4 separate regions of the Homo sapiens genome follow, and regions 1, 2 and 3 are each linked to region 4. The links are chromatin loops, found by intact Hi-C in ENCODE. Cell type or tissue: heart right ventricle. All regions are shown on one strand. Links, peaks and the distances in the headings refer to the core of each region. The heading gives the core; the rest is flanking DNA.

The links. Peaks named below come from ENCODE experiments on the same cell type or tissue, not always from the same donor. Only the 100,000 strongest peaks of a DNase experiment are listed, where the experiment ranks them.
Region 1: it touches region 4 in a loop (4-fold over the local background); 99 of 110 quality-filtered maps call a loop at or near these places.
Region 2: it touches region 4 in a loop (3-fold over the local background); 97 of 110 quality-filtered maps call a loop at or near these places.
Region 3: a loop joins it to region 4, with 8 times the contacts of the local background. A loop is called at or near these places in 41 of 110 quality-filtered maps.

Annotation. Positions count from the first base shown.
Region 1 is chr14:69,087,349-69,092,348 of GRCh38, forward strand. DCAF5 (DDB1 and CUL4 associated factor 5) reads right to left here. Exons shown (of 9, transcript NM_003861.3): 6 at 4,326-4,539. Among named protein-coding and RNA genes, the nearest start is that of DCAF5, 63 kb to the right of the region's middle. In heart right ventricle, for the core only: a CTCF peak has its summit at 3,048 (motif pointing left); no DNase peak of the experiment used is centred there; H3K27ac peaks cover 811 bases.
Region 2 is chr14:69,104,821-69,109,820 of GRCh38, forward strand. The region is part of intron 5 of DCAF5 (DDB1 and CUL4 associated factor 5); the gene reads right to left. Among named protein-coding and RNA genes, the nearest start is that of DCAF5, 46 kb to the right of the region's middle. In heart right ventricle, for the core only: CTCF peaks have their summits at 2,768 (motif pointing left) and 2,968; a DNase peak (open chromatin) is centred at 2,784.
Region 3 is chr14:68,997,989-69,006,214 of GRCh38, forward strand. No RefSeq gene overlaps it. Among named protein-coding and RNA genes, the nearest start is that of ACTN1-DT, 22 kb to the left of the region's middle. RefSeq lists an enhancer at 6,881-8,080. In heart right ventricle, for the core only: a CTCF peak has its summit at 4,280; a DNase peak (open chromatin) is centred at 4,212.
Region 4 is chr14:68,908,990-68,913,989 of GRCh38, forward strand. It overlaps ACTN1 (actinin alpha 1), which reads right to left. Exons shown (of 22, transcript NM_001130004.2): 4 at 3,167-3,253; 5 at 966-1,053; 6 at 329-407. Among named protein-coding and RNA genes, the nearest start is that of ACTN1, 68 kb to the right of the region's middle. RefSeq lists an enhancer at 2,887-3,006. In heart right ventricle, for the core only: a CTCF peak has its summit at 2,786 (motif pointing right); a DNase peak (open chromatin) is centred at 2,812; H3K27ac peaks cover 2,183 bases.

The DNA.
Region 1 (5,000 bases), core at 1-5,000, 180 kb after region 4:
CAAGTAGGAAGTGAAAGCAAGAAGAACCTTTGGGCTCAGGTAGCCTCCAAGGAAAGGAATGCTGTTTTACTGCCAGAGTCCGCACTATATTGCAAGACTAGAAGGTAGGCTTGCTTTAAACAAAAAAAGTAAAAAAGTGTAAGCCTTTAGTTAAGGCTAATTGCTTCTGTTGATACCCAGCCAACCTGATGTCACTTTTGTCACCTGATCTGATGCTAGAAGTTATCAAACTTGAATAATTATAATATACTAGAAAGAAACAAACTATGTATTTGTAGCCAAAAGGGGGGAAGACAGATTGTATAAAGGGCTTTGAGTGCAAATCTCAAAGAGGGTACCATCTGGCAATGTTATGTGAATGTATCTATCACAGCATCAGGCATACAGTAAATGCTCAGTAAATATATGCTCTCTTATTTTAAAAGATGGAGGAAGGAAAAAGACATGAAGTTAGGAAGCCTTCAGCAGGAAGCAGGAAAAAGGAACTTGTCTCCATGAGTTAGTGACAGACCATGGCACTAAACATGAGAAAAAACATCTTGCTGAATGAAGCACAGAGGTTTCAAACTGGTGGATCCAGAGCAGAATAGGTATGGTGCACAGATTTGTTTCATCTATACAATAAAGTATGAATTTGTTGTAATATTTTAAAACCAAGAGACCTTACATAAAAATCTTTATTTCTGTCCTCTCTTGAAAAAAATCGGAGGCCCTGACAACAACGGGCTAAAGCTGTACAGAAGCTGGCCCATTTAGATGGGATGTGGGCTCTCCACAATCCCCACCACTCCTTAATGTTTACTCCTAGCCCAATCCACTTATTTTTGCTGCCTGTCTTGCTCCTGTCCGCAACAAGTTGTGATCATTTGTACAGTGAAAAGGGGTCTCTATTGAGAGCCCAAAAATCTGGGTTCTAGCCCTGGTTTGCCTACAAACTTGTATGTGTTGTGACTTGTGACCTCTCTGAGACTCAGTTTACTCATCTGTGAAAGAAAAGGTTTGTATAAAATGATCTCTAATAGCTCTATAATTAGAATTCATCTACAGTGGTGGCAATGAGCATGAGGGAGACACAAAGGAGGTTCAGATATTTCACACTTTATTCCCCAAGTCTAATTTCTTGAAATGTTAATTTTATTTTGAGGCTAATGAATTACCTAGTGAACCTAGGATAGTTTAAAAAGAAGTACACGTACTCTGAAGAATATCTGGGTCCATCTGTATGGACTGAATAATCTCATAATTAAAAGCCAGATGACTGTCTCAGATAAATAGGATCTCTTACTGCTTTTCTCATCCATGTTCATTCCTATTACGGAAATTCTCAGATTCCTGTCTGGGATGGTTACCCAGCCTATGACTAAATGAAAAGTTCCAGAACACAGAGCCTCAGGCTGTGGGTGTTCTCAGAGCACACAGGAATGAGGTCAAATATAAAGCCCAATATAAGGAAAAGGCAGGCTATGGAAACTGAAAGCAGAAAAAAAGATTCTGTCTAGACTCATCAAAGAATATACATGTCAGTCCTGCAGGTCACACTGTAACTGTGACAACTGCTGCCTTGAGTGTGGAAAGTCAGAGCCTATAAATCACCTTTGAGACATGTTCTAGGACTGGGACAGTAAGTCTGACTTCTTGTGCACACTTAAAAAAAACTATAAGTTCAGTAGATTAGTTCCACTATAAATCCATTATTTAATTCATCCTCCTAATTGGATGAATTATTTAATTCATCCATCCTTCCAGGCCTCTGGAAGTTGAACAGGAAAAATCATACTTATCAATCCTGATTTACAGTTAGAGAAGACTTAGGCCCACAAAGCTAAATACCACACATTGACCAACGTACTCAAGATTTACTTCAACAAATTTTTATTGTGTTCTCACTGTGTGCCAGGATTTGGAGACAAGACAATGATGAATTAGCTACATTTCTTAGTCCCTAAGGAGTCAACAAAAAAGCCAAATATAAATCTCTGTATTTTATATACCTCTAACTATTTCAGGAATATGAACAGACTTTTAAGACTTTAACTCTGTTAACTGACCCAAAGTTAGATTCAATGACTTTGCATCTTCTTTCAAGGAAAACCACTTACCCCAGCCAAAAAGAAGTCTTGTCTGTCAGAGAGAATAAAATACCCATAAAACTCTTCCCATAGGACAAGTCACAAATAATAAATTAGTCAAATCTAAATAGAGAAAAATCAAAAGCCATTCAATACTTTTATAATTATATATAAACTGAAAGACAGAAACAATGATATCTTTGATGTATATACCTAGGACTATCACAAAATACCTTCTGTGGCTCTGCCTATGACAATACCTGCCCCAATGCATCTGAGCAAAATGGGTAATTATAATCCGGATCACAGGTTCTCAACCAGGGGCAATTTTCCCCCCAGGGGACAATGTCTGGAGACATTTTTGGTTGCCTGGAGGATAACTTAGGATGATATTACCGGCTTCTAGTAGGAAGAGGCTAGGGATACTGCTAACCATCTTATAATGCATAGGACAGCTCCACACAACAAAGAACTATCTAGCCAAAATGTTAACAATGATAAGGATGGGAAACCATGGTCTAGGTGCTTACATGTTGGCTAGAGGTCTTTGTTCTGGGTCTTCTAAGGTCCATGAAGATAGGCTTTGTTGCTAAACACAACCTGAAGAAAATCACCTTTCCCTCAGCCTCTGGTTTCTGGAAATAAAGCCTAGTAAACTATTAATATCACCTTCACTGCATGCTCTATTATTCAACAAAACAAGAATTACATGCATAAGAAGTTGACAAAGGATAGGAAATCAACAAAAGCAAAGAAAGAAGGAAAAAAGGAAGAGAGGGAGAGACTTGATTGTCATTTCCACAGCCAGACAAAGCTAAATCAACCATTCTGTATATCTGTTCTATTGAGAGTCTGATCGCCTATAGAAACTGTTTCTTCCCACCCAAGAAACAAATTCCCTGCAGTGCCATACAGGTATATACAAATTAAGTCATTCAGGTACTGTGGGCACCCCAAGGAGACATCACTGAGGCCACCTAGTGGTCTCCAGTATGGATCTCAGCTAAGTAGGCCCTAAGACTCCAACATGAGTATAAATTCTGAATTTGGATATATAGTCTCTATTTATAAGAGAGGAAATCTCTAGTTCAGAAAACTTAAAAGAACATTCTCATCTATCTACACGCAAGACAATTCAACAGGCATTTATTCGGCTCCTATTACATCTACTAATCCTTAAACTATGACATTAGGAAGCCTCTAGCAACCCCCATCTAAGGAGAAAAATCCTAGCTTTTACTTCAAAAAGCGAGGTCTTGCCAGTTTCTCAAAGAAATTTTTCTTTTATGCCTCTTTTATATTTCTTTTATGCCAAAAATAACTCTAAAGAGGTGGGGTACAGCATATAAGAATTTTAAGTCAAAATTTGACATAGTTGACCCAAAGATAAGAACACTAAACATTAGCGAGAGACTAAGGTTTTTCTTTTTCCCAATCTATATGTGAAATAGCAATAAGATTTGTTGTGCTTGAGAATAAAAAATTCTATTTGTTTATTTGATCAGTCTTTCCTTAGATTTGTCTTTCTTCCCATTTGTCTTTCCTCGGCTTGGTGACCCAGATTAGCCCAACTGGTCACTGACACTTCAGAACTTCTATGGTTAAGACAGAAAGGTGCAAGAAGGCCAAGTATATTCTTAAACTGCCAGCTTTAAGTCAACATCAGCATCTCCATTCCTGGTGAGACTCAGAAAAGGCTGGAAACTCACAGCTTGGGCTCTCCATTTCCAGTTGTGATGCTGGCAGTAAAAAGAAAAAGAGTCAGCATCTGGCTCCCTCTCAAACAAAGCTGCTTACCCCATTTCATCCAAGAAAAAGATGGCATCCCAAGAGGCCATTCAAGATACATGTCTCTTGGATGGTACTTAGGGTGTTTCATTCATCATTGTGTTTTATTGGTTTCTTTTTTTTAATGTCTCTCTCACCAGCAGGCTAATTTTCCATGGATTCCCTCTCCTTTCTTCTGAAATGGCACATTCTTAGAATCTTAAAATCTGTTCACAAACTTGGCAGAGCTAGGTGGCTCAGAACCATATCGTGGCCAGCCTTGGTTTATGGTGTGTGCCTTGTATTTACCCATTGACAGCCTTGATAAAGAAACTCACTATTATTAAGTCAGAACATCTCCAGGCACTCACTGTTTCCCCTTAATTGTTTCTACCTGACATAATGGTAATGAGAAATAAAGACCAGTATAGAAAGAACAATCAGAAAGAAAAGCATAAGTGTGAGATGCAGGAGGCAGACAGCATTTACCTGGTCACGATCTCCTGCAAAACAGCAGCTTTTCATGGTGCATGAGTTGAAGTAACCCTGATTGTCAAACTGAAACACAGGCAGGCGGGAATGGATGTCATAGAGCACAGGGGGCAGGCGTCGCCTCAGGGCCAGGAGCTGGGTCCCGTTGCTGTTGAATCGTACACTCATGGCACTTTGGAGGGACAGGTTTCCACCATAGCGCAGGAGAGAACTGGAAGGCACAAGGCACAGGAATCAGGCATGAGATAGGCTAAACAAGAGTCTGAAAAACACATGTTTGCCTATGACCTCCTGTCAAGCTTGCATAGCTGAATTTCAGCAAAAGGATATTTCTGTGCAGTGGCTAGAATAATGAGGGTAGCAACGCTTCCTTCGTTACTTTAAAACAAGTTACTTCAATTGTCAGTTCTCTTGCTCAGTCTCCAAAAGATGAATTACCAGTAAAGTTACAAGAAAAGGATAACAAAAACATCTTGAAAGAAGAGACATATTAAAATAATGATTTTCTTTACCCAAGCTAACTGCACAACCAAAAGCATACTCGTCAAGACCCTGAGAAGTGGGTTGTATCCACTCTAACTGGGTAGTCATGGACAGTGTTTAAGCAATATAGTCATCCTTCATATTAGAGATACAAGAACCATCAGTAAAAACAATAGGCCGGGTGCAGTG
Region 2 (5,000 bases), core at 1-5,000, 200 kb after region 4:
CACTCCAGCCTGGGCAACGAGAGCAAAACTCTGTCTTTAAAAAAAAAAAAAGTGAGAGACAGGGGTACCTACAAACTAAAAAGACTTAGAAGTCAAATCATCCAATTGCTTTGTAAGGATTTTGAGTCCTGCTTCACAAAAACCATTGTAACAACTAGATATGAGATGGTATTAAGGAATTATTGTTACTTTTTAGGTGGAATAATATTGTGGTTATGTTTTTTTTTTAATTATCTTTTTATGGAAAGCAGTTTGGTAGTTCCTCAAAAAGTTTAATATAGGATCACCATATGATCCAGTAATTCCACTCCTAGGTGTAATATACCCAAAATAATTGAAAACAGGTTCTCAAAAAAAATTTGTTCACGAATGTTAATGATAGTATCATTCACAATAGCCAGAAGATGGGACAATCCAAACGGCTATCATTAGATGAATGGATAAACAAAATGTGTATATCCATATATGTATAATGTATATATAATAGAATATTATTTAGCCATAAAAAAGAATGAGACACTAATACATGTGGATGAATCTCAAAAACATGATGCTAAGTGAAAGAAGCCAGACAGAAGGTCACATATCGTGATGGCCAATATTAGGTGTCAACTTGACTGGACTCAGGCATGCCTACATGGCTGCTGAAGCATTGTTGCTGTGTGTGTCTGTGAGCCTGTTTCCAGAGGAGACTGAGATGTGAGTCAGTGGGCAGGGAGAACATGACCCGCCTTTAATGTGGGCAGGCATTGTTCCAGTGTAACTAGAACAAAGCTAGCAGAAAAAGGGGGATATTCAGCTTGTTGATGTTCCTTGTTCTCTTTCCAAGCCTGATGCTTTGCTTCCTCTCCTCCTGCCCTTGGACATCAGACTGCAAGTTCTTCTGCCTTTGGACTCTGGGACTTGCACCAGTGGCCTCCTGGGGGCTCTTGGGCCTTTGGCATCAGACTGAAGCCTCTACTGTCGGCCTACCTGGTTTTGAGGCTTTCAGACTTGAACTGACCACTCTACTGGCTTTTCCCATTCTTCAGCTTGCACATAGCCTATCATTCACCTTTGTAATGGTATGAGCCAATTTTCCCTAATAAACTGTCATATATATATATATATATATATATATATATATCTCCTATTGGTTCTGTTCCTCTGGAGAACCCTGAATAATTATACATAGTGTGAAATACCCAGAATAGGTAAATATTATTTTTACTATTCTGCTTTTATCTGTTTTTTGTTTTGTGTTGCTTTTTTTGAGACGGAGTTTCGCTTTTTTTGCCCAGGATGGAGTGCAATGGTTGCAATCTCAGCTCACTGCAACCTCTGCCTCCCAGGTTCAAGCAATTCTCCTGCCTCAGCCCCCCGAGTAGCTGGAATTACAGGGGCCCACCACTACGCCCGGCTAATTTTGTATTTTTAATAGAGACAGGGTTTCACTATGTTGGCCAGGCTGGTCTCAAACTCCTGACCTCAGGTGATCCACCCTCCTTGGCCTCCCAAAGTGCTGGGATTACAGGCATGAGCCACCGTGCCCACCTTAACTGTTTTTTAAATTTTTATTTATTTTTAGTGATAGGGTCTCATTCTGTCACACAGGATGGAGTGCAGTGGTGCAATCATGGCTCACTGCAGCCTCAACCTCCTGGGCTCAAGCGATCCTCCTGCCTCAGCCTCTCCAGTATCTAGGACTGCAGACTCTGCCACTACCCCACCTGGCTAATTTTTAAAAGAATACTTTTGTAGAGATAGGGTGTATGTTGCCCAGGCATGTCTTGAACTCCTAGCCTCAAGCAATCCCCTTGCCTGGGGCTCCCAAAGTGCTAGGATTACAGGCGTGAGCCACTGCACCCAGCCTACTTTTACACATATTTGAAAAAAAGTCTTACCATAAAAATTTTTAAGAAGAAAACGTCAACATTTGATTTTAAAATAAGAAAGCTGGCTGGGCGCGGTGGCTCATGCCTGTAATTCCAGCACATTGGGAGGCTGAGATGAGTGGATCACTTGAAGTCAGGAGTTCAAGACCAACCTGGCCAACATGGTGAAACCCCATCTCTACTAAAAATACAAAAAAATTAACCGGGCATGGTGGCACATGCCTGCAGTCCCAGCTACTTGGGAGGCTGAGGCAGGAGAATCGCCTGAACCCAAGAGGTGGAAGCTGCAGTGAGCCGAGATTGCACCACTGCATTCCAGCCTGGGTAACAGAGCAAGACTTTGTCTCAAAAAATAAATAAATAATTAAATAATTAAATAAGAAAGTCCATTTGATTTAGGTTTTGATATTATCTACTTCTGAATAACTGGACTTGGGGAATACGAAAGGAAGAATATGAAATGATACTTGTTTGCAGAGCTCCCCTCCATTTACCAGGCATTCCCCAGATGCTCTGGTCTGAAGCGACGTCTCTTGTCATAAAAGACATTTGTGTCTGGTGAGAAGGAATGGACGCAAGCAATCTCTGGCCTAAACCCCAAAGACCCTGGGTCTGAGTGAACTTGAGCAAATTCAACATGGACCTCTCTGATTAACCACTGCTTCCATCTTGTAAGACCAACAAAATTGCTAAATCACCTTGGGTATTTGCTAAATAATGGCAGAATCAAAGGTCCCACCCCAAACCAACAACTCAATCTCTAGGTATGGGGTCCAGGAAGGAGTGCTTCGACAAGCTCCTCAGGTGATTCTGATGCCCCTTAAAGTTTGAGAATCACTGGGTTAGGAAACCAGTGACCTGGTGTCCTCCAGTGGGCAAAACTGATTCTACACCTCCACCTTGTGGCTTAAAAGCTACAAAGCAACTTCACCAGAATACCTGGCTCTCTGCCACATAACTAATTGACGGTGGCATTCAAAGCCCAGCAAGAAACCTTACACCTCCTCTAAGGATTTATTCCTGAGATACAACATTTGGATTCATGTCATTATACTCAGGGATTAGCAGGTCCATAAACATTATAGAAAGTTAGCTTTGAAAGTATTTTCTAAAAGTTAGCTTTGACTATTTTGGGATGAGTATAACACTATATATTCATTCAATATTTACTAAGTTTCCATAATATTCCAAGCACTGTGCTAGGCACTAGAGATTAAAGATGAATAAAACACGCACCTGCCCTTAAAAATTCATAGAAAAACACAAGTAATAATACATATTAGGACAAATGCCTCCTTTCTGTGAAGCAGCTCCTGGGCACTGGGAAGGAAATCAAAGACAAATACTGGCCTACCGGGAGACAAGACATAGCATATGAATAACTAATGATGGCAAAAGCAGCAACTGAAATGTGCAACATGAATGCCACAGATCATAAGTACTTTACAGAGATTCTGAATGGAGAGATCCTTTCCTCTAGAAGTTAGGGACAGCTGCATTCATTCAACATACACTCTGTGCCAAAATAGTGCCAGGTGCCGGGGGACATGGTGAGTAAAAGCATCTTTAAGAGTATGTAACAGAGAGATCTAGCAAGGAAGTTTTCCCTGATGGATTACCATTTGATCTTGGTAACTATGACATGAACACGTAAAGAAAAATCAAGAAAACAGGAGAAAGCATCCTCTATGTGTATGTGTTTTGGGGGGTGGTGCAAAGGGAGAAGAGACGCAAGCTAAGGAGCCAGTGCAGTCAGAACCTTATGGAGAGACGGAAATGGGTATGAAATGGGGTAGGGATTTAAGCAATGAAAAGAGTGGCCAAGCACTAACACAGAGCAAAGATGTTTATGGCAGAGGGAGGGAGAGGCAGAAGAGGCAAATGGACTTTGAGATTTCAGCCAGGATGATTATAAGACAGACGATGACAATAATAAAAAAACAAAGAAGTTTAAGAAAGGAATACAGTGCTTGGGAGAAAGCAAGCTTTTTATTAAGGAGTTCAGAGGACAGAACACTTGCATGAGTACTGTAAACCTATGTATGGTAAAGATGGGTGAGTAGAAGACAGAAAGAAGGGAGTAGCTTAATAACCAGAAGGCATGCCCCCGACTAAAGCTAATCATTGTGACGAGCAAAATCCCAGTTATCTTCAGCTTTTCTGTTGCAGTTTTCTATAATACCACCAAAATTTCTAGGTCCACCTGACTCTTCTCGTTCTCTCTTTTGTCCCTTTAAGGCAGCTCTGTAAAGAGCCAGTGTTATTGCCACAGCCACTGGAATCGTAGGGAAGAAGATAAATACCCACTTGAAGACAACAGTGGCCTTGGATTCTTTTTTTAAATTTTAAGATACAACATAATACAGGCCAGGCGCGGTGGCTCACACCTGTAATCCCAGCACTTTGGGAGGCTGAGGCGGGTGGATCATGAGGTCAGGAGATTGAGACCATCCTGGCTAACAAGGTGAAACCCCATATCTACTAAACATACAAAAAGAAATTAGCCGGGCGTGGTGGCGGGCGCCTGTAGTCCCAACTACTCAGAAGGCTGAGTCAGGAGAATGGTGTGAACCCGGGAGGCAGAGCTTGCAGTGAGTTGAGATCGCGCCACTCTAGCCTGGGAGACAGAGCAAAACTCTGCCTCAAAAAAAAAAAAAAAGATACAACATAATATGATAACATGCACTAATTCTAAGGGCATTGCTCAATAAAAATTTATATAGGTATACAACCATGAAATTGCCACCCAGATCAAGATATAGAACCCCAGAAGTTTCCCTCATGCCTTCCTTAGTCAATACCTTACCCAGAGGTAACCACTATTCTGACTTCCATAACTTGCCTGTTCTTGAGCATCATGCAAATGGAATCACAGAGATTCTTTTGTATTTGAATTCTTTTATTCAATATTATGACCGTGAGATTCATCCATGTCAATGTGTATATTTATAGTTTGTTGTTTATTTATGTTTGTGTAATATTCTATTGTATGGCTATTCCACAGTTTATTTATCCATTTTCCATTTTCTTTTGATGGATATTTAGGTTGTTCCTAGCTTGTGGCTATTATAAATAAAGCAGCTGTAAATGTTCCTGTACATGTCTTTGGTGGAAATAGGTACTCAT
Region 3 (8,226 bases), core at 1,399-6,398, 90 kb after region 4:
CCATCATAAGTCCCTTGAGAGAGGGCCTTTGTTGCCTGCCTTGCTGTCTGCTGCGCCCCCAGTACCTGGCACACAGTAAGAATGCAGGTCGTAGTTGAAAGGATATGTCTGTTCATGAAGCTACTCAAGTAAGGGATGTTATTTGACTCACCTCGAAACCCAGGCAGCTACTTCTGCAGAGAAATAGTTCTTGCAGGCTTCCAAGACCCTAAGGAACCACTGTGTGGGATGTCAGACAGGCCTAATGGCCATGCCGTCATTTCTCCCAACAGAATGGGTGCCTTTCAGATGTAGACGCAGCAAAGCCAACAGTCTGTCCTCTCTCTAAACCCTCTTTATTCTTGGCTTCTAAAACAAAGAAGAGGTAAAGAAAATCCACGGGGCCAGGGCTCTGTCAAAGAACACCCAGGCTGCACTTAATTAAGATGAATAATTTAAAGACTCTCAAGTCAGACAATGGAAACATTAAGAGTTTCCACCAAAACATAAACTTGGCCAAGTGGGCCAGGTCTCCAGAAGCCTCCAAGGACATTCTCAGAAATGGAGGGATGGTGTCTTGCTTAGCCCGGGGGTGGGGAGTGGAGTTTTGGGTGGAGAGAAGGTATGAGAAAGGAAAACCTGAATTCTCATCTGGGCTCCACAAACACATGCTAGGTTGTTTAGGCTGTGTGACTCTCCCTAACTTGTTTCCTTATAATGAAATAAAACATGTTGGTGGGGCGTGGTGGCTCACGTCTGTAATCCCAGCACTTTGGGAGGCCGAGGCGGGTGGATCACACGGTCAGGAGTTCGAGACCATTTTGCCTAACATGGTGAAACCCCGTCCCTACTAAAAATACGAAAAAATTAGCCGGGCGTGGTGGCGGGTGCCTGTAGTCCCAGCTACTCGGGAGGCTGAAGCAGGAGAATTGCCTGAACTCGGGAGGCAGAGCTTGCAGTGAGCCGAGATCGCACCGCTGCACTCCAGCCTGGGTGACAGAGCGGGACTCTGTCTCAAAACAAAACAAAACAAAACAAAACAAAACAAAAACATGCTATGTAGATTAATCAAAAGAAAAAGCAAAACCTTACATAATCCTACCATCCAGAAAGGCAGTATTTTTGTCGTGTCGCCTTGTAGTGGTTTTTTTCCTAGCATAAATATACTTTATCACAATAAAAATGTGATTTACTATATATTGCCTTACATATTGCTTTTTTCATCTAATAATATGTTGTGAACATTTTCTTATGCCATTAAATACTATTCGACATGTTTTTCTTTTTTTGAGACGAGGTCTCGCTCTGTGGCCTAGGCTGGAGTGCAGCAGTGCGATTTCAGCTCCCTGCAACCTCCGCCTCCCAGGTTCAAGCAATTCTCATGCCTCAGCCTCCCAAGTAGCTGAGACTATGGGCACGTGCCACTATGCCCTAATTTTGTATTTTCAGTAGAGACGGGGTTTCACCATGTTGACCAGGCTGGTCTTGAACTCCTGACCTCAAGTGATCCACCCACCTTGGCCTCCCAAAGTGCTGGGATTACAGGCATGAGCCACTGCGCCCAGCTTCAACATTGTTGTTTTTATGGTTGTGTAGTATTCCATTGTATGTATGTGGCTGGATCATCCAACCAATCCCCTGTCATGGGACATTTAGGTAGTTTCCAATTTTTATAAGTAGCACGGCAATGACCATTTGTTGTTGTTGTTGTTGTTGTTGTTGTTGTTGTTGTTGTTTTTAGACAGGGTCTCACTCTGTCACCCAGGCTAGACTGCAGTGGCACAGTCTTGGCTCACTACAATCTCCACTTCCCCGGCCCCAGCAATCCTCTCACTCAGCCTCCTGCGTAGCTTGGACTACAGGCATGTGCCACCACGCCCAGCTATTTTTTTGTGTGTTTTTTGTGTAGACACAGGGTGTCACCATGTTGCCCAGGGTGGTCTAGAACTCCTGAACTCAAAGCGATCTGCCCACCTCAGCCTCCCAGAAAGCTGGGATTACAGGTGTGAGCCACCAATGCCTGGCCAGCAATGACTATTTCTGAAATGGATACATGATTATTTCCTTTGAACTAATTCCCAGAAGTTGAATTTCTGTGTTAAACAGATACAAAATCCTAAGGGTTTCTATATGCAGCTTTTTTAGACAGCACATTTATTAGTTTGTAGAGCATGAATGAATATGGTCTGCTATCTTATTTTTTTGGTCTCTTCACCTCTATTTTTACTGAGCGTTGTGACGTTGAGTTAGGAACAATATACAACCTTTACATTCAAATGGGAACGCCTGCCTTCAAAGGAGCTTGTTTTTGTTTTGTTTTGTTTTGTTTTTAAAGGGAGTCTCACTGTCACCCAGGCTGGAGTGCAGTGGTGCCATCTTGGTTCACTGCAAACTCTGCCTCCCAGGTTCAAGCGATTCTCCTGCCTTAGCCTCCCAAGTAGCTGGACTACAGGTGCCCCCAGCATGCCCAGCTAATTTTTGTATTTTTAGTAGAGACGGGGTTTCCCCATGTTGGCCACGCTGGTCTCCAACCCCTGACCTCTGGCGATCCGCCCACCTTGGCCTCCCAAAGTGCTGGGATCACAGGCATGAGCCACCACACCTGGCCCTTGTATTTTAAAGAAAACTTTTTGACTTTTTGATCTGAACAAACATAAAACAAATCAATTAAACAGAAAAAAGATCAATTGATCAAATCAGCTAACAAGAGAAAATTAATAGAAGACCCCATCTTTCCTGTTTCTTCCATTGAAAACCTAGCCAGCTAATTACTTAATAATTTAATTTATCGAGTTTGCCACATAAGCATTTATATCTCATGTGCATTTTATGGCACATACTGATGACTGGCTATCTAACAGTCATTTCTAACCCCGTTCTCTATTTTCTGCTTCCTACTATAGAAAGTGAAAAAGCCAAAAATGCACTTTCTCAGGCTCCCTTGCAGCTAAGGGTGACCTGTCTTTGCTCAATGAAAACAAAGGGGATATCTGTTGCAGGAATTCTGGGAAAGTTTTTTCTTTTTCTATTGATTGGTTGATTGACAGGGTCTCACTCTGTTGCCCAGGCTGGAGTGCAGGCTGGTGCAAACTCATCTCACTGCAACATTGACCCCACTGGACTCAGGTGATCCTCCCACCACAGCATCTCAAGTAGCTGGGAATGCAGGCCCAGCTAGCTTCTGTATTTGTTGTAGAGATGGGTTTTTGCCATTTTGCCCAGGCTGGTCTGGAACTCCTGGGATCAAGCAATCCTCCCACCTCAGCCTCCCAATGTGCTAGGATTACAGATGTGAGCCATCACACCTGGCCTTGTTTGTTTGTCTTGTAGAGACAGGAGTCTTGCTGTGTTGCCCAGGCTGGTCTTAAACTCCTTGCCTCAAGTGATCCTTTCGCCTTGGCCTTCCAAAGTGCTGGGATTTGGGGAAAGTTTTTTCCCTGCCTGACAAAATGAGAGAAGTCACAAAACAAGCTCTCCTACCACCTCCCACCTGAGCTGTCTTCCCAACCTTTGAATCTCCTGTAAGTGCAGTATTCTAGGAGGCATGGCAACCATCTTTAATCATGAGGCAACAAGCCTAAGGAAACAAAACAAATCCTGACAGTGGTGAGTCCTCCACTATATCCTGGGGCTGCTGAGTCCACCTAGAGCTACCCTGGAATCTAGCTCCCAGATAAACATCTTTATGGCCTCAGGTAGTCGTTCTCAAAGTTAGTGGTTAAGTCAGCACATTATGATCCCGTGAAAAGCCTTTAAATTCCTGGTACCCAGGCCATACCCCATAGTAGTAAAATCAGTATTTCTGGGAGTGTTGGGGAGCTGCAGGGTGGTACCCAGGCATCAGCATCTTTTAAAATTCCCTAGGTAATTCCAAAGTGCAGCAAGTCTGAGGACCAGTGGCTTAAGCCAGTGCTTCTCAAACTTTAATGTGCATAGAAGTCACCTAGGAATTTTGGTAAAATACACACTGCTTCAGTAGGTCTAGGGTGGGGCCTGAGTTTCTGTATTTTTAGCAAGATCCCAGTTGATGGCAATGCTGCCAGTCCAAGGACCACACTTTGAGTAGCCAGGGTCACTGTTACCCTAAATGGACACAACCCAGCTGGTACATCCTTTTTCTGGATGCAAAAGTCACCCTCATATTTCCCAGGTGGGGCAGGAGTATCCTTCTGAGAATGCTGGGACAGCAGGAAGGGCTCCTCCCTGCCAGAGGTCCATGAGCCCTTCAGCATCACCAGTCCTCCACTGTAGCCAGTAGGTTCCTAAGTCAATGCACCACCCAGTGGTAAGGAAAGTCCCAGGTCATGAGCCTGTGGACTGCTGACATCCTGTCCGTCCTGTCCTGTGCTTGCTGCGTCAGCCAGGCCAGCTTTTCTGACCAGACCTACCCAGCCAGATTCAGCCTTCGGCTTTACCTAGAGCTCATTCTTTCTTTTGGGTCCTTCTACCACCAGCCTCTATCTCAGCTACACTCTTAGCTAGTAATCAGGAAGTAGCATTTCAGCTAGCATCTTTTTCTTTAGTTGCTATTTTCCATGATTCTAAAAAACAGCTTCCCGGCCAGGCACAGTGGCTCATGCCTGTAATCCCAGCACTTTGGGAGGCTGAGGTGGGTGGATCGCCTGAGGTCAGGAGTTCGAGACCAGACTGGCCAACATAGTGAAACCCCCGTCTCTACTAAAAATACAAAAATTAGCAGGGTATGGTGGCACACACCTGTAATCCCAGATACTTGGGAGGCTGGGACAGGAGAATCATTTGAACCCAGGAGGCGGAGGTTGCAGTGAGCCGAGACTGAGTTATTGCATTCCAGCCTGGGCAACAAGAGCGAGACTTTGTCTCAAAAAAATAAATAAATAAAATTAAAAACAGCTTCCAAAACACAAAGATGGCGATGTCTCAGGCTAGGGGGAAAAAACACAGGCAGAGCTCTCTATCTCCTAGAACACCTTCCCCTGATCAACCTCTTTCCTTCCACCCTCAGGGAGGTCAAGCCCACCTAGTGACTGACACAGTCCCTGACCACCTGATCTGCAGCTCTAAAACCTCCTCCTGAGGCCATCGGGGCCACACCCTGTCTTCTCCTCCCTCCTCCTTCATGGCCAACCAGCTTGACGGTTCCGTTTCTTTGATACTTTCTAGCAAAATCCTCCAACTAATTTGCCTGTCTTGCATCTCCATCTCCTTCCATCCCATTCTCTCCTGCACTCTCATCAGGCCTAAGTCCCCATCCCCGCTTTGCAGCTGCTGCGGTCAAAGCTGCCATGAACTTCAACTTGCCCATCTGGATGGTCTGGGGTGGTCCTCGTCTTTTGGGCAAGTCTGCAGCTTTTGGCAGAGGTCAGCGTCCCCTCTTTTTTGCCTCTGCACGAACTGTCATCAGGACACCGTTTGCCTGGTCCCACTCGCTGGCTCCTTTTCAGTCTCCTGAGCTGGTTCAACCTCCTCTTCCTGACCTCCACAAGTCGGAGGCCAAGGCTCATTCCTCACTCCTCCTGCTCTCCCATCTGTTTCTCCAGGGGACCCCGCCTCTCCCCAGTGGTCAGTTCCATCTGGAAGTGAATGAAAGGTAGGTTTCTAACCCCTAGGTGTCACCTCCTCTCCCTGACCTGCAGTGGCTTCCTGTTGGGTCTCTCAGCTCCCCCACCTGACCTCCCATCATCTGTTCTCCACATAGCATCCAGCCACCCTCCTAAACCTAAGTCATGCCACTCCTTTGCCCAAAACCTCCATGGCCTCCCATCAGACGGAGAGAAACAGGTGGACCCCACTCGTCCCAGTGACTCGGCCCTGCCTGCCCCTCACTCTGTTCACCACGGCACTCTGTTGTCCCTCCACTCAACCCCTTTGGCCTCCTTGCCACACCTCGTGTGTGTCAAGGTCCTTCTGGCCTCAGAACCTCTGTACTTGCTGTTCTTTCTGCCTGAAACACCCTTCCCCGCAGATCCGCAGGTTTCCCCATCTTACACCATTCAGGCTTCTCTCTACTCATTGCTGTCTTCTCAGGGGACTGCGCGGAACCTTCCACACTAGTCACTCCCTCTCCGAAACTTGCTGCATGCTTCTTCCTCACACTCATGGCCCAACTTGATTACATCAGATATTGGATTGTTTCTTGTCCTGCCTGCTGCCTGTTTCATATGTAAGCTCCATGAGAGCAGGGCCTTGTCTGCTTCATGCACAGCTGAGCTGCAGAGCCCAGCACAGTGCCTGCTACATAGCAAGTGTTGAATGAATAAATGAATGAACGAGTAAACAGATACATGTTGCTTGTGACACTCCGGACACATGCTGTGAGGAAGGCACCTGGGCTCAGGCTGATCTGCCTAAGGGGCTGCAGTGCCCCTCGGAGCTGCTTCCAGGGAAGCTCCTATTCCCCTGGGCCATGGCTGCTGTCCTTGTGTCTGGCTCTCAGAGATCCCCAGGCCAGCCCTGTGTGCTATTTGGATCCCGATCTCCTTCATTCCTATACCTGGGTCTCCAGAGGCCTAGGCACAGGCAAGGCTTCTTCCACCCCCAGCCCCCAGGTCAGTCTATGAACTGCGAGCACGAGGGGGACTCAACAGTCACCCACACCCTTTCCCACTTTGGTCCAGTCTCCCTGGAGGATGCTGTGAGTTCCAGCATGGTCCTTTGAGCAAGCTGAGACATCAGAGAAGCCACTGCCACAGACTGAATTATGTCTTCCATAGTTCCTACCTCGAAGCCTTAACGCTCCATGTGGCTGTATTTGGAGACAGGTCCTTCAAGGAGGCAATTACGGCTAAATGAAGTTATAAGGATGGGGCTCTGAGCCAATAGGATTAGTAAGAGGCACAAGAGAGAGTGAGCATGCTCTGTCTCTGTCTCCCTCCCTCCCCTTCCTTTCCCTCCTCCCTCTTCCCCCAGCTCTCCCTGCCCTCTCCCCATCTTCTCCTCCCTCACCACCCTCTCCCTCACAGAAGAGCTCATGTGAGCATACAGCAAGACGACAGCCACTACGAGCCAAGAGGAGAGGTCTCAGAGTGAAAGCTGCCTTGCTGGCATCCTAAACTTCCAGCCTCCAGAACTATGAGAAATCGATTTCTGGTGTTCAAGTCATCCAGTCTCTGGTATCTTGTTGTGGAAACCCGAGCAGTCTAACACACCAACCTCCAACACACCCAGCTCTAGAGGCTCCTGCTGCCACAGGGTGAGCTGGTTAACACTGGGAGGGGATTGGGGGAAGATGATAGACCGATAGATAATAGATTGATAGATATAGATAGATACTGCTCCTGTCCTTTCCATTCGCCCCCTTGAAATTCTACCCTCAGAAATTCACCTTTAAGGAATGAGAGGAATGTAGCTGCCTCTTCCAAGAGACCTCCCAGCCTCACCTTCCCTAGCCCAGATTGGTCTCTCCCTCAGCTGAGATTCATCTTCATCCTCCCGGCCCTCAGCCCTTGCCTCCTCCAGCTCCTGGCCATCCTCTCATCCCAAGGGTACGTCCTTCGGCAGCTGGGCTCATTTATTCCTCACACTGGTTTCTTCTAAGTAGGGAAGTTTCTAAACCTTTCTGTGAAAAAAGAAAGAAATCCTGCAGGGAAAGGGGTTCAAACAGGTTGTACAACCCATCCCCAGAGTCTGATTCACTTGGTGTGGGCGTGTGCCTGAACTCTGTATATTAAGCAAACACCCTGGTCTTACACCGAAGACCCTCTGCTGACCTTATGAAAGAGACTGTGTAAGAAATGCAGATGCCTGGGCCTCACCCCAGAGATCCTGATTCCACTGCCTCTTCCTTGCCTTGTGGCTTCACCCACTTCCAAACCCCCTGATTCTGGTGTGCTGCCAGGGATGAGAGCCACGGACTTACCGGGTGCTCAGGGAATAAGCATTGACCTGAATGAAGCTGCTGGGTTGACACAGGCATCCTTCCGGGAGGGGTGAGTCATTCAGCCATGCTGCCAGCTGTGAACAATTCAGTCTGGGGAAATACAAAGAGACGTGGTCCCTCTCAGAGTTTCCATTCCCACATGGAAAGCTGGTGCTGGGAAGTGGCTGGGCAGCCAGGCTGGGCGCTGGGAGGAGTGCAGGGTGAGGATGAGAGAAGGGCTGTACCCACACTATGCTAGGCCGACTCCAGGCACTGGCTGTGTCCAGCTGGTTCAATCTTTCCAGCAAACCTGCGAGGAGGGATGTCATAGGTGAGGAAACCAGGTCTGCAGAGTTGAGGTGTCTGGTCTTGAACCCACGTGTGTCCTAACCATGACATGGTCCTCCTCC
Region 4 (5,000 bases), core at 1-5,000:
TCCTCTTTACAAATCCCGGAAAAACAGAAGGGAGAAACACCATGTATCATTCCATCCCTCTGACAAAGCTGCTGTCACAGCTGTGATATTTTCCTGATGGGCTGTGTATGTGTGCAAGTACACACACACCACGCACAAGGGTAATGAAGTTGCCCTAACAGGGAAGGTGTTTTCTCTTCACTTTCAGTTGGGGCTCTGTCTGGCTATTCTAAGAGGCCAACACTGCTCAGGCTGGACCATGGACTGTCACAACAAGGGTCCTAGTCCTGCTCTTTTCCCACCCCACCTGCCAGGGACCCAAAGCGGGTGGTCAGGTGGGCACACATACCTTCCGCAGCTTCCCGTAGTCAATCAGCTCGGGCCGGTGTCGGTGGATCAAAGCACAGAAGCCGAGGCCATCCTTCCAGCTGCCCGGGGAGAGAGAAGAAGGAGCAGGCTGGTAAATGAGGCTGAACAAACGGGCAACCAGGGCAAAGCAGGGGCCTCCTAGACACCAGAGAGATGAACACATAGAGCTTTCTGGGGTAGGAGTTAGAAGACAGGATGGGAAGGGACATTTCTTCCTGCCACAAATCCCAGGCACTAGGGTCAAGACTTTGTGGGGGGGTTGACAAGTTCAGATAAACCTGCCATATCCAGCCCTACCCCCGACCAAGGCCTATGGCCCTAGTCTGCTGTTCCAGAGCCCTGGGCTGGGACTTCCTGGACAATTTCCTTGGGGGCGCTCCCAGTAGCAAAAGCATCAACCAAAGTTATATCAGGCAGCAGCCCCATCTAAGACACTGCAGGGAGAGAGACGGGGGGATTCAGAGCGATGGCGACATCCCCTTCCCAAGGAAAGCTACTTCTTCCCCCAGAGGTCTCCACTTTGTTCTAAAGCTGAGACTGACCCAGCCAAGGGGGTCTGGGAGCTCCCGGGGGAGGCAGCCTGGTTCTGTGAGAGCCCCTCAGACCCCAGCACTCACCTTATGTGGAAGTTCTGGATGTTGACATTTTTGTAAGGGGCTGTCTTTCTCTGACACCACAGGAGCAGCCCTTCCTTGGCTGAAGTCTCTATGGGGAAGGGGATGGGCAGCGAGGTCAGAGGGCTGACTCGGTGGAGGGAGGGATGCCGGCTCACAGGAGGCCCCACTGTGACCCTTTGATGCCAACCCTGCAGCTACTGAAGGAGGAGCCCTGGCCATCAAGTCTATTCCCTTGACAGAGTTTGAGAAGTTATTTGAGAAACAGAAAAAGCAAGCTGGGAAGCTGTTCAGAGCTAGTCGTGTTACACGTGTAAATTTTGAGACAACAGTTTTTCAAACTTCAAGAATTAGCTCCCCCTACTCTCTTTTATTCAAAGAAATGGTAATGATACAAAATAAGTCGGCAACCTCTATCAGGTTGGGGAGGAAGATTTGATCTGGGAAATCTACACATCTAGGGGTCTCCAGACAGGGGAATCCCACAGCCTGAGGGGTGCACACAGCTGAGTGAGAAGAAAGCATTAGGACTCCTAGACAGATTTTGTTTTTAATCTAAAAAATAAGGTTTCCTTATATTTACTGCACGGATCAATACTGCTGCCCTCTGTGTGTGAAGCAGCCACGTGTCTATGAGGTTAGGCAGGCAACTGAGGGGGCTCACGGAGCTCCCAGCACAGAAGAAAGACTGCAAACCACACTACCCCCCTGCTAGGTTTGTGCTGTGTCCCCGCCCAAATCTCATCTTGAATTGTAGCTCCCATAATTCCCACGTGTTGTGGGAGAGAGACGGTGGGAGATGATTGAGTCGTGGGCGTGGTTTCCCCCATACTGTTCTCGTGGTAGTGAATAAGTCTCACGAGGTCTGATGGTTTTCTAAGGGGAAACCCCTTTCACTTGGCTCTCATTCTCTGCCTGCTGCCATGTAAGAGGTCCCTTTGCTCTCCCTTGCTCTTCTGCAATGACTGTGAGGCCTCCCCAGCCATGTGGAACTGTGAGTCCATTAAACCTCTTTTTATTTATAAATTACCCAGTCTCGGGTATGTCCTTACCAGCAGCGTGAAAACGGACTAATACACCCTGTGTTTGTGCCTGTGAATTGGAGGTTAAGGTACTCAGTGGACTGTGTTCATGAATGATCTCATTTATTTTCAACACACAAAATGGACTTTAAAATGACATTCAAGGGTTCCTACAAAGACCATAACCACCTAAGCAAAAGCAGACAATTTAAAAATTGGAAAAGCTAATGCTTCTACTTAGCTTAAGCTCTTCGTCAGCTAAATCACAAGAGTAACACAATGATGACTGCAGAGCTGACAAGAAGTCCACCCAAAAGAATCAAAATCATCAAGAAGGCTATTTGAGAAATGGATTTACATCCACTATCATTAACAAGAACCACACCCCAGGTGACTACTATGACCCTCTTTCCAACCACTTCAACCCTAAATACCAAGTACCCATAAACCGAACTTGGAACTCTACATTGCTGCATCACAGAGTGTCACACCTAGATCTCCATCACAAAGCAATTGAATTGAATCCACGTTGTTTTCATTAAGAAATTCCTTTGATTAAAAATGTTTATGATGTCTATGCCATTAAAACAAATATTTAAAAAATAGTATCTCCATCTCATCTTGTAAAAGTTTGTTTCAGTATGTGTGTTTTATCACAGGCACAACAATACACAAATATTATTATGCAAGATAAATACAGGCATAGCAGACATAAAGCTCAAAAACTGCCCGAGTGTGGAATCAAGCGTAGAGATCACCTCTCCAGACCATGGCGGCCCTTGCAGATCTGTGAAATGGCCACTAGAGGGTGCTAGGGGAGCAAAGTGGAGGACGGGGTTAGCGCCCCTCCTGGTCCTTCCTCCCAGCCGCTATTTCCCCACCCTTTCAGATTAACAACCCAAGAGCCAGGTGGGTTTTCCAATATACTTCCCCATGGCAGCCTTGGGCTTTCCCAAAGTGGGGAGTTTCCCTGAGGCCAACATGCCTATGAGAATCAGAATGGCAAACAGTTCTTTTTTCTACATTGACTGGAGGAGAAGGCTGATGCCCAATAAATGAGCAAGAAGCCCAGGACATGGCCCCTGATCAACGTCCGTTGCCCTGGGTATGGGAGTTCTCCAGGCTAAGCCCAGGGAGGGAGACGAGATGGTGATGGCGGGATGGAACAAAGCAGAAACCCACCTTCCACGGAGATGTCCTGGATGGCAAAGCGCAGGATGATGGTCCAGATCATGCCCAGGGTCATCTTCACATTCCCATCCACGATTTCTACAGAAACAGCAGCAGCACACATCAGAAAGGGCCTCAGCGGGGACAGAATTAACACTCCCTCAGCACCCACAGCACTCCATGCCCCACGCTAGGAATCAAAAGACTCCAGAGCTCTACTTCTAGAGGGAAACAGGATTTTTGCTTGTTTTTGAGACAGGGTTTTCGCTCTGTCACCCAAGCTAGCGTGCAGTGGTGCAATCATGGCTCACTGCAGCCTCCAAATCCTGGGCTCAAGCGATCCTCCCATCTCACCTTCCTGGGTAGCTGGGACTACAGATAGGCCACCACACCCGGCTAATTTTTTCATTTTTTGTAGAGACAGGGTCTTACGATATTGCCCAGGCTGGTCTCAAACTCCTGGGTTCAAACGATCCTCCCACCTTAGCCTCCCAAAGTGCTGGAATTACAGGCATGAGCTACCATGCCTGGCCTGGATGTTTCTTAAAGTTAATGCAATAAACTGTGACAGGTGCTGGAAGAGAAGTCTATTTGGGGCACAAAAAAAGGGTGTAATCAATCCTAGTTGGAGACAGTGGGTACATCAGGGAAGGCCACAGAGAAGGGGGCATTTGAAATCCTGATCTGTGTTCCCAGCCTGATGAAGAGGGGAGGATTTCTAAGCAATCACAAATGTTCTGGCAATTCTGTGAGCTGGGGCTCTCTGGGCAATCACAGCTCTCAAAATAGCCACCCACACGTGGAAAAACAGTGGAATCAAGAGAAAGTCACAAACTTAAAGTTTTGTAAATTGCCATCTTGAACTATCCACTGACTCAATCTCACAATGCCATCAGTTTGGGTATTAAAACAGATGTTTTTTTAAAAAATCAAACAATAGCTTCAAGATCACAGCTAAGAGATAACCCAATATATTTAGTCTAAGCAGCACCTTTTAGAGTTTTAGAATCTACAAGTTCTATGAAGTAGATTTTCTCTTTTTTTCTGTACCAGGCCTAATGGCAGGGAATACAACATAAATAAGCCCTATTTTAAGGAGCCCAATACATGGAGCAATCTATGGTCTTGTGGTTGAACAAGTGATACTCAAATGTAGATTCCACACCCACTCATCACCTGCTTCCAGACCAGGAGATAGTAATCCGGCCCATGGTAAGACACGCTCAGTTAAGAGTAAGGTACCCAAAGAATATCTTTTTTTTTCCTACCTGCAACATTAATTTTAGGGGAGACCCAATAGAACCATGAGAAGGATCAATTTCTAGGCAGTTCTGACCCTACTAGGATTTGCATCCCACAAACCCCTGAAACAAGAGTGGATTTCCATTAAGGATGGTATACTCTAACATCTTAGCCCCTTTCCCAAAAGTGAGGGCAAAACTGTATGCTGTTCCATGACCAGCCGGGTGTAGTCCATGGAGCAGTGCTTGGCCACAGCCACCTCCCAGGGGAGCGGGTAACCTGCTGAGTCTGCATGGGATGCTGAGCAAAGGAACAAGTGTCCACTTTGGACTTGGAATAGGATGTAACCCTTCTTGTAAACAGGGAAGTAAAAATGCCCCTCCCAGAGCCCCAGACACCAGGCGGGGCACAGTCCCACATCCAAATGCTTGGGTTGGAGAGAAACAGAGAGCTGAGCAGCATGCAACCCCTTTTGCTACCAAGCAACACAGCCAGCCAGCATTTTGCAGTCCACATTGTGGGGAGGTAGTACTACTCATCAAGAATCAACTCATAGACCTGGCACAGTGGCTCGAGCCTGTACTCCCAACACTTTGGGAGGCCA